Regions from separate parts of the Homo sapiens genome. Here region 2 is linked to region 1. Evidence: chromatin contacts called from ENCODE Hi-C or POLR2A ChIA-PET data. All regions are on one chromosome and are shown on one strand. The core of a region is the stretch at or near the end of the contact, and the rest is flanking DNA. Distances in the headings are between cores, read along the strand shown. Region 1 holds the start of VCPKMT (valosin containing protein lysine methyltransferase). Region 2 holds the start of SAV1 (salvador family WW domain containing protein 1).

The links. A loop is a pair of places that touch in the nucleus more often than their neighbours do. ChIA-PET counts read pairs that join two places held with the same protein, here RNA polymerase II (POLR2A). Pooled maps may share reads with other maps.
Region 2: a loop to region 1 is called in a pooled map, with 5 times the contacts of the local background. The contact joins the promoter of SAV1 here to the promoter of VCPKMT in region 1. A Hi-C loop is called at or near these places in 4 of 50 pooled maps. POLR2A ChIA-PET finds 5 or more read pairs at or near these places in 3 of 52 experiments (A673, CD8-positive, alpha-beta memory T cell and activated CD4-positive, alpha-beta T cell).

The regions. Positions count from the first base shown.
Region 1 is chr14:50,112,150-50,118,605 of GRCh38, forward strand. VCPKMT (valosin containing protein lysine methyltransferase) reads right to left here and starts at 4,423. Exons shown (of 6, transcript NM_024558.3): 1 at 4,138-4,423; 2 at 3,920-4,030; 3 at 3,690-3,762; 4 at 2,136-2,255; 5 at 466-570. The coding sequence starts at 4,403. SOS2 (SOS Ras/Rho guanine nucleotide exchange factor 2) reads right to left here. Exons shown (of 23, transcript NM_006939.4): 23 at 4,981-6,456. The coding sequence ends at 6,195. RefSeq lists an enhancer at 4,360-4,419.
Region 2 is chr14:50,663,342-50,670,099 of GRCh38, forward strand. It overlaps SAV1 (salvador family WW domain containing protein 1), which reads right to left and starts at 4,965. Exons shown (of 5, transcript NM_021818.4): 1 at 4,533-4,965; 2 at 1,838-2,278. The coding sequence starts at 4,626. RefSeq lists an enhancer at 3,963-4,032 and silencers at 4,393-4,522, 4,633-5,202.

The DNA of each region.
Region 1 (6,456 bases), core at 3,173-5,672:
GAGATAAAAGAAACTTATAAATAGCTAATAACTTGTCTGAGGTAATACCCAATTATAGAGCTATACAATTTACGCCTATGGAGAAGCTGGAAAAGGCCTTTAAAAGCGAAGCCTGGCCAGGTATGGTGGCTGATGCCTGTAATCTCAGAACTTTGGGAGGCCGAAGTGGGCGGATCACTTGAGCCCAGGAGTTCGACACCAGTCTAGGCAACACGGTGAAACGTGTCTCTACTTAAAAAATACGAGAAAAAAAAAAAAAAAAAAAAAAAAAGCCTGGCTTTAGAGCAAAAACCCAAGGCAAGATAGATTAAATTATCTTGACAATGAAGTTACTGCCTGAGTCCAGTGAATCATTAGAGCTGTTTCTCCACATCAAAATCAACGCCCATACCACACATATGCCCTGAAATAGTGTCCAGCTGATGAAACCTCCTTGGAGAATGAAGAACTGAGAATGTTATTTACCGATTTTTTCTTTCTGATGTATATAATATGAATATCTTCACTTCGATACTCTTCATCATGTTTTTCCAAAGGAATTTTTTCAAAGTCAAAATCTAGCTGAAGGAGCTATAAATTTAAAAGAGACATACTTCAAATTCAATAATATGAACTGACCTGTGGGTGACAGAAGTCAGAATGCTGGTTACTTTTTTTTTGAGAGTCTCACTCTGTCACCCAGGCTGGAGTGCAGTGGTGCGATCTTGGCTCACTGCAACCTCCACCTCCCTGGGTTCAAGTGATTCTCCTGCCTCAGCCTCCTGAGTAGCTGGGATTACAGGCAAACGACACCACACCCAGCTAATTTTTGTATTTTTAGTAAAGAAAGGGTTTCACCATGTTGACCAGGCTGGTCTCGAACTCCTGACCTCATGATCTGCCCATCTCGGCCTCCCAAAGTGCTGGGATTACAGGCGTGAGCCACCGCGCCTGGTCAGTGGTTACCTTTTGAGTATTGCCTGGGAAAGGGCAGTGTGCAAACCTTCCAAGATCCTGAAAATGTCCTCTATCTTTATGTTGGTAAGTAGTTACTTGGGTGTATACATATGAAAAATTAAGCTCAGCACTTGACTGATACATATGCATTTTACATATGCTTTACCCCAATAAAAGCTGTTTAACAGTACGAAATTTTCATTATGCATCATTTCAAAAGTTCATGAACATTTTTCATATTCAAGAAAAACATGAAAATAAACAAACATTTTAGTATTTGTTACCTGAGGCAGTCATATACCTGCTTTCTCATTAAACCAAAGTAGTCCTTCCAGCAGACAAAACTGCAGGCCTATATAGATGTACCCTCAAAAGGAGTCACTCACAATGTGATAGATTTGTGCCCATATAAGGGTTTGGGTGATCACTAGGGGAAGAAGAGTGACAGATACATAAAACCCTATATACTATATTTTGCAACTTCCTGTAAGTCTTTTCTAACTATTTCAGACAAAAAGTTTAAAAAACAAAAAAAAAGACCCTAAAAATAGACAGGTATCTAGGTTGGAGGTTTCATAAATATGTAGAGAAAAACACAGAAGTAAAAACTTATCACTTGGCAACATGGGAAAACCCCATCTCTACAAAAAAATACAAAAAGTTAGCCGGGTGTGGTGGTACATGCCTATAGTCCCACTTACTTGGGGGCGGGGGGGGGGGGGGGTGACACTGAGGCAGGAGGATCACTTGAGCCCAGGAGGTTGAGGATGCAGTGAGCCCTGACTGTGCCACTGCACTCCGGCATGGGCTACAGGGTGAAACCCTGTCTCAAAACAAAAACAACTTATCACCTGCACATTTCTATCACGTATTCTCCAAAGGTAATACATACATCATTGAGATGTTCCCCAAAGGCAGCATCATGTTTAATAAACACTGAAAACTGTTCTTAAAAAGGAGTGGCACCCGTATTAACATTCTTCTGTAGCCATAGATCAACTAATTAGAAATGAAATAAAGTATCAGAAAAGATGAAAAAGGGGAGCTTCGTAGAATCATGGGCTGTGAAGATCCTTTCCTCAGCTTCACACAAACAGCATGTTTTCCCCACCCAAAATTACCATAATATACTTGAAGAGTCACATACAGCCCCCCTGAAGGGAAATCACTACAAAGATAATAGAGTACTTAATACTTACCTCAAAATATTTTTTCTCAATTTCTGGATTTTTCCCCATTGTTCGTTGTTCATAACAACATATAATACAAGTTTCAAATCCGCTGATATCTTTTAGAGTTTTCAGCAATGGCTCCAAAGACTATTTAAAAAAGAATATATTTTTTGTTTTTGATTTAAAAATTTTTCTACTCTAAAAGTAGGTTGAGGAGGTACAGGGGTATTTATAGCTCCCCTACAATTTATCCATCTTTGAATCAATCCAACAAAGCACATGTAATTAAAGCTCTAGGCTAGGTGCAGTGGCTCACACCTGTAATATCAACACTTTGGAAGGCAGAGGTGGAAAGATCGCTTGAAAGCAGGAGTTGAAGACCAGCCTGGAGAATACAGCGAGAGACAAACCACCCCCCGCAACACCTTACAAAAAATTTAAAAATTAGCCAGCATGCTGGTGCACACCTATAGTCCCAGCTATTGAGGAGGCTGAATGGGAGGATTACTTGAGCCTCAGGAGCTCGAGGTTACAGTGAGCTATGATCACTCCACTGCACTACAACATGTGTGACAGAGCAAGACCCCTATCTTAAAACAAAAACAAACAAACAAAAACCCCTCTGTAACTAATGATTGGGTAAGCTCCTGTTAACTAAACCATGTACTGATTTTGGTTTCCAGAAAAAGGATTCAGATGACTGCATTTTGGAGTTCTCATGGGAAACAAATGGAATCAACCTTACTCTTAAAAGTTTAATTTTATTTAATCTAATTTGGGATTTAAATAATCAACGATTTCCCTACAAAAGTTAAATCTGACCCTAACTTGGTTCAATGCTAATTATTTTTAAAATAATCGATGCCCACAACACTATACAAACTGATGTTTTTTTTTTTTTTTTTTTTTTTTGAGACAGAGTTTTGCTCTTGTTGCCCAGGCTGGAATGCAATGGCATGATTTCGGCTCACTGCAACCTCCGCCTCCCAGGTTCAAGCGATTCTCCTGCCTCAGACTCCCAAATAGCTAGGATTACAGACATGCACCACCACGCCTGGCTAATTTTGTATTTTTAGTAGAGACAGGGTTTTGCCATGTAGGTCAGGCTGGTCTCGAACTCCCGACCTCAGGTGAGCCACCTGCCTTGACCTCCCAAGTGTTGGGATTACAGGCGTGAGCCACCGCGCCCGGCCCAAACTGGTATTTAAAGAAAAGAACAATGAATTATTTATAACTTAATTCTCAATGTCATGGTTAACATGTTCCGTGGGAACAACCAAGGGAAAAAGAGAGGATTTTGGCTTTTCATAACATCCAATTGGCAAAATCCTTTAAAATTTTTACAGAAGCCTCTAGTAAAATGCATATAACACTTTTCTCAACATGCTTCACCAGGTCGGTATGATAATGATGAGCGTATATACATATGGTCCCTGGTGACTTTTATCTTCTCTTTACTGCATCAACTATAAGGCAAATCCCGGATTCAAAGATGTTAAAATGTGAAGAAACGTGTGCTTTAGAATTCATGGAATAAGGTTCATCTTCTAAGTGAAGAGACTTCGCTCACTGGATACTTACCTCTTCATAGTATATGCAGTCGGCCATCAGTATGAAGTCGGGTGGAGAAGGAAAGCCTTCTATTTCTTCCCCCCTTAAAAATGCCAAACAAATATTTCAATTGTTTTAATAATTCAAAATACTCTTGTTTTATAAAGAACCGGAAAGTCCCCTTCCATCCTTTTAATGAAACGCAATTCAAAACAAACTACAAATCAATATCTTAAAACAAGCTGAAAGGCCATACAAACCATTTCAGTACCTTGGCTTGAACAGAACCAGTGACAAGATGCTTGTTCATATTAATATTCATCTTCAGCAAGTCTTGCAATTCCTCAAGATCGGTGACTACAACATCAGCCCTATAAAATAACGTCGACTGAGGTGTAGGCACAGGGGGGAAAGCCTGTAATCCGGATTTCCCCAGCAAGAAGGCGCCCCCACATCCCGCCCGCCCGCCAGCTCTTACCCGAGGGTAGCAGCCATGAGCCCCACGGCCCCGGTGCCCGAACCCAGCTCCAGCACCGACCGCCGGCTCAGCGCGTGGGCCCCGTCGCCAGAAAACTCGGGCGTTTCCAGGTATTTAGAAAGGACAATGGCAGCGTCCCACACAACGCAACCCACGCCACCGGAGCTATACTGCTGTAGTCGTAGCACTGTACCATCCCGCTTCTCCAAAACTCGCACAAAGCTCCGCAGTGGGTCCTCCAGCGAGGACTCCAGCGTATCCGCCATTGCGCCCGGCAACAGAAAGCGGCGCGCGCAGGGACGTCACATCAACGCGCACCGCCCCGCCCTGCGGCTCCGCCCCCTGCCCGCCGCTGAGTTGGCGACGCAGCGCGCGCGAGTTAACAAAGCCCGGAAGGCAGCGTTACCTGGGCGGGGCCGAGCGTGGGGCCCCTGCTTACCCGACGCGCTTGGCAGCCTCCCTCTACCCTAAATCACACGTTTGGCTTAACGAAGAGGCCGTTTAAATCACTTTCCCAGACAAAACTATTATAATCTGCTCTTTAAAAAACAAAGCCAACCTCAGAGTTTACCAAGTTGGACACTTGATTTACATAGTAGTTACAAGGCTTAAATGCAATCAGCTTCCAAGATCCTACCAAAGATGGCTATAATCTTACAATCTTCCTTTTCAAGTTCCTAGTATGCTCCTAGTTTTTTGTATGAATTCATAAAAGTGGTTGCTAGAAGCCTGCAGCTCACATTTAACAGTGAAGAAAAAATTGTGTGTGTGTGTGTGTGTGTCTATAGGACTCAACAATCTCCCCCTTTGTTCCTTATAATGAAAACACATATTTTAAAAGTCTTTTAAAAATTAAGACTGGGGTGATTTATTAATCTTGTTAAGAACTCTGATACAAAGCACAGTAAAAGGCCACAAACCAGTAAATAAACAACGTGGCTTTTGGCTACTTTACAACTGCTGCTACAGCACTATCAGCAAAACACTCTATCACTTTGAACGAAGGCATCCAAATGGCAAATAAAAGCTTTACTCACTTATCTGATTAAAATGTTTAATAAAGCTTTAAGTATTTGCTGGTTTAAATATTACCAATCTAAAAAATATATTTAAAAAAAATTTCAGTTAACACGAGATTTATAGAGAAAGTTACTAGGTCTTGAAGGCAAGGCAGTTGGTTCCTATGCCATAGAATTTTTTTTGAATTTATGAATTAGTAAAGTAGCAGATTGTATTATAGGCCTCAAGTCACTTAAATTTATATAGGTTATTAGCAGTATCTTTAAATATACAATATAAACAAAACTGTACATACATGGCATATTAACTGTTTTCCATAACAATAGGCAATTCATTAGCTAAAGACGTCATAGTCTGCAAAAACAAAAGGCACATCTGAATGAGATACATGCCCTTTTTCCCTCCATCATTGGGTTATGTAGTCTTTGTTTACATTTTGACAAAATAATAAACACTTACAGTGCCATTCTATTATTTTCATCCTACTTTTCATTTTTGTCTTCAGCAGCAAATACCGGCATTTAAGACATGGCATTAAAGAGTTTAAGAACAGTTGGTGTTATTCACAATTCTCCTAGATGTAAAAACTAGAAGTAAAAACTAGAAGATGGTCAAAGAGGTTTAAAAATCAGTAACACCATATACCCCTCCCATATTTGTGTAAATTCACTGCCTTAAAAAGGCATCTATTACTCAAATTTGAAAAATTTCACAAAAGCACTATCCCTTTTCAGTGCAATCATGTCACTTTAAACCATATTTTTGCAGAGTTTACAGTGCAAATATAAATTCTTTATACTGGCCTTTTGGCAGCACTGAGGATCCAAGACAAGGCAATGCTACTGATCACCTGAGGATAATGGTGAAGGACTTTTGTATTTTTATTTTTCCAATTCTTAAAAGCTTATTTGATCAGTAGCATTTTTGTAAGAGCATTATTTGTAAAAAGTACTAAAATACTATGTCTTTTTTTGAATAAATTAAAAAAAAAACTTTACAAATACCATTCCAGTGTCAATGACTACATATGGCTAAGGTCATTGGGGAGTTTCTGCATTTTCTAGCAAAGGCAGTCTGTACAATGGGGGGTGCGAAAGCTCCCGTTTGTAAGTCTTTGGTGGCAGTTTTGGCAGATGAGGGCTTGAATTCTGCCTTGGTGGAACAGGGGGAGCTGGAGGATGAGCAAGATTATTCTGACTAGAACTGAGCACATAGCATCGACGCGGTACCCTTGGAGAGGGTGTGCTAGGAGGAGTGCTTGGCGAATTTGGACACGTACTAATGTCTCTGAGCCAGTCT
Region 2 (6,758 bases), core at 3,715-6,214, 550 kb after region 1:
TATAAATGAGCTTTATTTTTAAAACTTACTATTTTAGTTAGATAACAAATTATTCCTGAGGTTCAGAACTGCATATCAGAAATAACCAAAATAAACACTCAAGCATGCAGCTAATTCTTTAACCTAATTCCTTAAAAACTAAAAGGTGCTTTTACCCATGCCTCTTACTGCATTTCCACATGCCTAGAAAACCTCTCCTCTACAATGTTCCAGTGAGACTCTGATGTCAGCTTTCATAAAATAAGTTGTTCTTACCAACTATTCCACATTATTTTTAAAACTTCAGTGATCTGCTTTCTCCTAAACTCTAATTCTCATTTTTCCTTTAAAAGCATCCTAGATTTGCGTTTTCCTATTACCACTGGTACCCACTGGTACCTGCAATCCTCTTTTCTCTAGGAATCTACCCTTAATTCTAGTACAAAACTAATCTTTAAACACTGCTTTCATAAAATCACTTGTCTTTCCGAAATGTGCAAGAGCTTCCACTTGACTCAAATCTAAGCCTATTGTTGAACCACAAATCTCCACTCAACCTTACATCTTATTTCTTCAAACCAGGCAGAACTACACTGTTCCTTATATTTAAACCATGCCTACTCTGTTTTCATTGTGCTATTCCCAATTTTCCACGTAAAATGTCCTTCTTCTGGCCCTTGTTAATCTAAAGGCCAAGCTCAAGGCCCACTCCAAGTCCTACCTCTTCCATGAATCATCTCTTTAAGTATTCCAGCCTATACTCATCTCTCTTCTGATTCCCTGTTGCACTTACAGTTAGTATCACAAAGTATAACAATTTTTCTGTGACCATTGTGTATAGATTGGTTTTGTTTCCACAAATAAGGTACTAGACAAATAAGGTACCAGAAAGCAGAGACCAACAGACCCAAGGAAAACGCTAGACACATAAACAGTTAATATTAAATGAATAAATTTTTTCTACAGTCAAAATACTAATGCTCCAAACCATTTTTAAGTCGCCTTATTTGAAGTTATGTGAGCCAAAAAGTAAATCTGTCTCACATTTTATTTTTATCCTGCCAAAATTTAAAGTCTATAACTTGGTAGAAAAAAAAAATCAGACAAGAAAGTTTAATTTTCATCTCACTTCATTTTATCTGGTAAAACCAGGACTTCAGGAATAAAGTAGAATTGTACATTTCTCCCATCTCTTCTGCTCCTTTCAGAAGTATCTCCAACTCAGGAGATATGGAAAGTACCTTCTTTTCTTAAATTATATGGTAATTTTTTTTGTCTGTTACAAAAATAATAAAAAGACATGCTCAACACATAATTAACCATATGACAATAAGTCTTTTTGATCAACTCAGGAAATAATTCTTGAACTACTTTTTGTTGAGAAAAAGGGCAGGATCTAGCGAAGTAATGTGGTTGCTCAGGGTATCACTGAGCATGCCCAGTTGTTCCTACTCTTCTTTCCTTTCCCAAGTTTGTCAAGTGTCTCTGAGGACTCCGTCAAGTGTCTCTGAAGACTTACCCTTCCCATTATTCTACCAAACCTAAACCTAAATTCAGCCCAACTGGAGACATTAAATTCTCTAGGTTTTCAAGGGTCACAGCATTAAGAGTCTAGACAGCCTTGAGATAAATACCAAGTTTACATAACATGAGTTAATAAAATAAATGGTCACAAGGACTCTTCCATTCAGTGTAGATTAACAACTATTTGCACACAGGCTTAAGCAGGATGAGCAAAGTGGAAAAACATTTCGCTAGTAGTATTTGTTCGTGTCCCAAGAAAATCTAGAAAAGAACATCTTTTTAATTGACATGTCAATAAATATAAACTACTATATTATTTATAATGTTAAGCTACCTGAAGCATGCCTCCCCTGATTCTGTGGCATTCTTTGGAAGAGATCATGGTTGTATTCATAATATCTGTAGTCTTCATGTGCACGATCTCCAAGTGGCCGCTTTCTCTGACCATCAAAAAAATTGTCTGAATAATAATATCGGGAACCAGAGTCTCCATTTTCAACAGCAAAACTAACTTCCGTTACAAATGACTGAGAAGAACCATACTCTCTAGGGACATCTGCTAGACTTCTGGCAAGATAAGAAGGTGCAGATAATCTGTTGCTTTCTCTTCTCATTATTTCATGAGGTGTTCTTTGAATTGGAGTTCTAAGGAAACTCTGGTTTCTTGAAACTACATCTCCAGAAGTTGAAAAGGCATTAGGGCTTGAATCTGGAAGACAGATATCAGTTCGTCTTGGAATTGTTGGACCATGCCGGATGAATGAAGGCATAAGATCTACAATAAAACAAAGGATAAAATTACCCTTTCATCATTAAGTAACAAAAGTTTTCGAAATTTGTTCATTTATGTCTACCACCCCAAAATCAAAATGTCAGTCAACTTAAGAAAACACAATTTTAAATTTTGGTTTAGGATGGTACTTGGGCATTTTAAATTGAGGAAGATTAATATTTTCCCAATCAAATGAATTTATATAACTTGCATTAATGGACTATGCGTAAAAGCTCAGCTAGAATAAAATGTATTCTGCATACTACCATACATAATATGATAAAATATCAATAATCTTATCTATGAACTACACATTAATGAAATGCTCATGAATTAATGTATAAAAATAGGAAATAATATAACAAATTGATAGTTTCTAGTTAAGTAGTTTATTTTGTTGTTCTCACTTCATTTTAGAAACTGCCAAAAATCCTTCTTGAAGCAAACACAATTTCAAAAATAGAACTTAATGCTACTCCCAAATATGTAAAAGTGGATTCCTTTAAAAATTAAAAAATTAGTAGCTCTTTCTTCTCTTGGAATTACCTAGCACTAGCACAGTAATCAAAAGCTAGAAAGCCAAAAATTTATGTATGAAAATTGAAAATAAAAAGCTCTCATTTCAAAGAAGCACACAAATGTAGAAGTGGCTCAAAAAACCAAGCCTGAAACTATGTAATTATAATTCAAAATAGTAGATAATAGAACAACAGCTTTTAGGATACAGTACTTTTAAACACGAAACTTGAAAACAGCTTAAGACATTCCCAGTTAGAAAGCAAATACCTTTAAAACAAGACAAAAACCTGAATATGCAGACCCTCTTATTATTCATCAAGTAAACAATATTGGAGACACTCATATTAATAAGCTTCAGAAACTAACACTGGACAGAAACAAATATCTGAATAAATAAGGCTCAACACTTGATGTAACGACAACAAAACAAAGTAGATCAAAAGTTATTTGCTTAACTGTGACAAACATTAACAAAACTGCACGTTCTACACATGTACCCCAGAACTTAAAGTATAATAAAAAGTGTGACAAACATAATTCACGATTTCAAGTAATGTCTGATAAACTTTATTTGCAGCAAACAGCAAGCTATCACTTAAAAACAGCCAGAAACCTAACTGCATGTGTGACTGAAAATCAAGTTGTTAAAAAAAAAAAAAAACAACTTAAAAATCAAGTTTCGAGTTACTGATGTACTCAACTGACATATATTTTGTTGAAAGTATTGCAAGTACCACCATAAATCTGGAAGGCTGACAATGTGGTTATGATGGAAAAACATGCTCTCCCATCTGTGTGATCTTGGGCAAATACTAGAAACCTAACTTTCCCAATTACAATATGAGGTAATACTTAAGTCACAAGGTTACTACCAGCTTCCAAGAAGGAAACTTAAGCAAAGGGCCCAGGGCGCAGTAAGAGCACCAAAATACCAGCTCCATGCCTCACAAATGTCCTGAACACACAAGAATTAAAAATTCAAGAGATTCAACTCAAAAATCAAATACTTACATTAAGAAGAAAAGCAGCGGGGGACCGGAGGTGGGGATTGGGAGTGGGATCTACCCTATTAAAAAAAAAAACTTTTCGAGGGGGGGGTTCTCTAATACGATAGAAATTATTTTGAGTTGCCTTCTTGGAATCTCACGAATATAGCCAAATACAAAGGCTTTTGGCTCTCTGCTCTGCTGTGTAAGAGTGATGAGGCTTTGGGTGGCGGCTACAAGAACGACGGTATGCTTTTCACCTTCTCAAGTCTGCATCCGGCAGCAGGACTAAGGAATTCTGCCCCAGAGTTCGCACAACTTGCAGCACAGTCGAGAGACACCCGCAATGTTTGCAAACATGACGCACATCTCGACGCATCTAAAAGAGTAAAAAGTGTCCCTGTCTAATTACTTTTACTCCTATAGCATTAGGTGATAAGCAATTTAAATGTTTCCTACTCTCTCTTCCAGTAATCAAAACCAACAACTCTGCCTGGTGGGGCGAGGAAGTCTGTTATTTTTAGGGGGTGCTCTTGGGGGGGTTAGGCGCGGGGGGGACTAACCCAAGTTTCTTACTCTTATGGGCTTTCAATCAACGAATACCACTTCAGACACAAGAAAATCTCAAAACCAGTATTTCACGCGACCAAGGACGAAGGAGAAGCCCTGGAGACCCGCCGGCGCCCCCGCCAGGGTCCCCGGAGCACCTGGCCGCCTGGGCCAGGTGTGGGCACGCCCCGCCTGACACTCACTCCGAAGCAGAGGCGACGTCTCCTTCTTCACGTACTTCCCCTGCACCTCGGCCGGCTTGGACACTTCGTTTTTGGTTTTCTTTCGGGACAGCATCCTTCTCGACGAGGCCCGAGGCCGCGCTGAACTGCCTCCCTAGGGCTCCGCGCCGGGCGCCGGCCGTCTCCGCCGCCACCTCCGCCGGCGCCGCCGCCTCCTTCCCTCCCGAGCCGCCGCCTCCGCCGCCGCCTGTCCGGAGCCCGGGGTCGCCCGCAGGGACTGCCGCATGTTCAGGGCGCTAAGCGCGCCGGCCGCCGCTCAGTCGCTGGTCAGTTCCTTCCCGGAAGTCGGCCCGCTCTGCGACGCTGCTCGGGGACGCCGTGAGGAAAGCCCAGCGACGCCGGGCCAGGGCCAGGGCCATGGTCCGCCGCGGGCCGCCGAATAACCGCTACCACTACCGCCGCCGCCGCCTACATCCCGTAAACTTTCCCCGCGGCCGCTGGGAATTCTGGGAAGCTCGACGCAGCGCGGGCCGCCGCTGCCCCTCCCCCACCGCGGCTCCAGGCGCGGCTCCGGCGGCGGGACTCGGGTGCCGGCGCTCTAGGCTACCGGGCCGTCCCCGCCGAGCTGCGGCTGTCCTCACTCATCCTCAGCGAGAAGCAGGTCCTGCCGACTGAGAAGATGAAGGACGAAACCTGCCCCGCTGAGTGCGGGAGTTCGTCGCATGCGCATGTCGTGGAACCTACTCTCCACGAGTTTTTATTGTTGTTGCTTTTGTACCCCCTCGGGATCCCTAGCGGAGGCAGTGACTCTCTTTCCCCCCAAGACGTTGTTCCCTGTTTGAAGGTGTTCTTCCTAATGTTTCCTAGGCTGCTGAATTCAGCTCTCTAAAAAATGCGGAATGCTAACCATGACTCCCAGGCAAGTGCTACACCAAAGCATCTATTCTGCTGGAAACGTTCATGCTGATTAACTAGAAATAAGTTGATCCTCTACTGAGTATCAGGGAGTGCGTTTTTCTATAACAGGAAAAAACGGAAGAATGCAAGATGGAATTTCCAGTACCTCTTTTTAAGATACAATTGGTGTTAGCATATTACAATTATTTTATTGCATCATCACTATCATTAGTATGATTAATAGCCACATATTTCCTCCTGACGTTATGTGTTATGATCTTAGAATTTTGAAGACTTTGACCACTGCGAGTCGGGACCGGGAATTTTCTATCTAAAATAATAGACTCTACTTCCTTCTATATAACTTAGCAAGACTGCCAAATGTACAGGATAACATTTGGAAAATAAGATTGGATTCATCCCCTAGTGACCAAATTAATGCTTTAATAATGAGGAATGCTTTCCCTGAGATCTAAAACATCTCACAAGAGATCTAAGACATATATCACAATTAACAAAAGACATGGAATTTTTTACCACGTAAGATTAAGAAGATGGTCAAATGTTTTACCATGAGCAAACAAAGGAGACATTTGATCTAGTGTCTGTCTCCATATGTTCCCTTGGTGCAGATCTCCCACAATTCATTCATTAACCAGGAAATACTCATTACCCACTGCGCTAGTCGTTTGTGATAGAGCAATAAGCAAAACAGACAAAAATCCCTACTGTCATGGGAAAGAGAAAAAAATGACAAAAAATAAGCAAAACATACTATGTTAGATAGTGATAAGTGATGAAGTGAAAATAAGAGAGGACTCACAATTTTTGAGAGGGTAATAGAGGGACCAGAGAAGGCTCATGAGGAGGTGACATTGGAGTTAAGTGACAGAGTGAGGAAATTGGCCATGCAGCTAACTGGAGGAACAATATTCCAGGCAGAAAGAACAGCAAGTGCAAAGTCGCTGCAAGTGGCCATGTTCCTGGCAGATTGGAGGAACAGTAAGAGGGTTTATGTACTGGAAAAGACGGGGAGACGAATGGGGAATGCAGTTAGAGAGTAACAATAGCCACGGCACCTAGGGCTTTGTAGGCCATTGTAAGGAATGTTACTTTGAGCAGAGGAGTGACATGATCTGAGTTAATGTTTTCATAGGACTGCTTTGGATGCTGTGTGGAGAGTAGACAATGGAGCTAAGGGCAAAAGGGAGATCAGTCAGAAGTTATTGCTGGCTTGGACCCAGGCAATAATAGGTGGAGAGGTAAGTGGACATATTTTAGACATATTTTAAAGAAAGCCAACCAAATTTGCTGACATTGAATATGGAGTGTGGGAGTATCAATCACTGC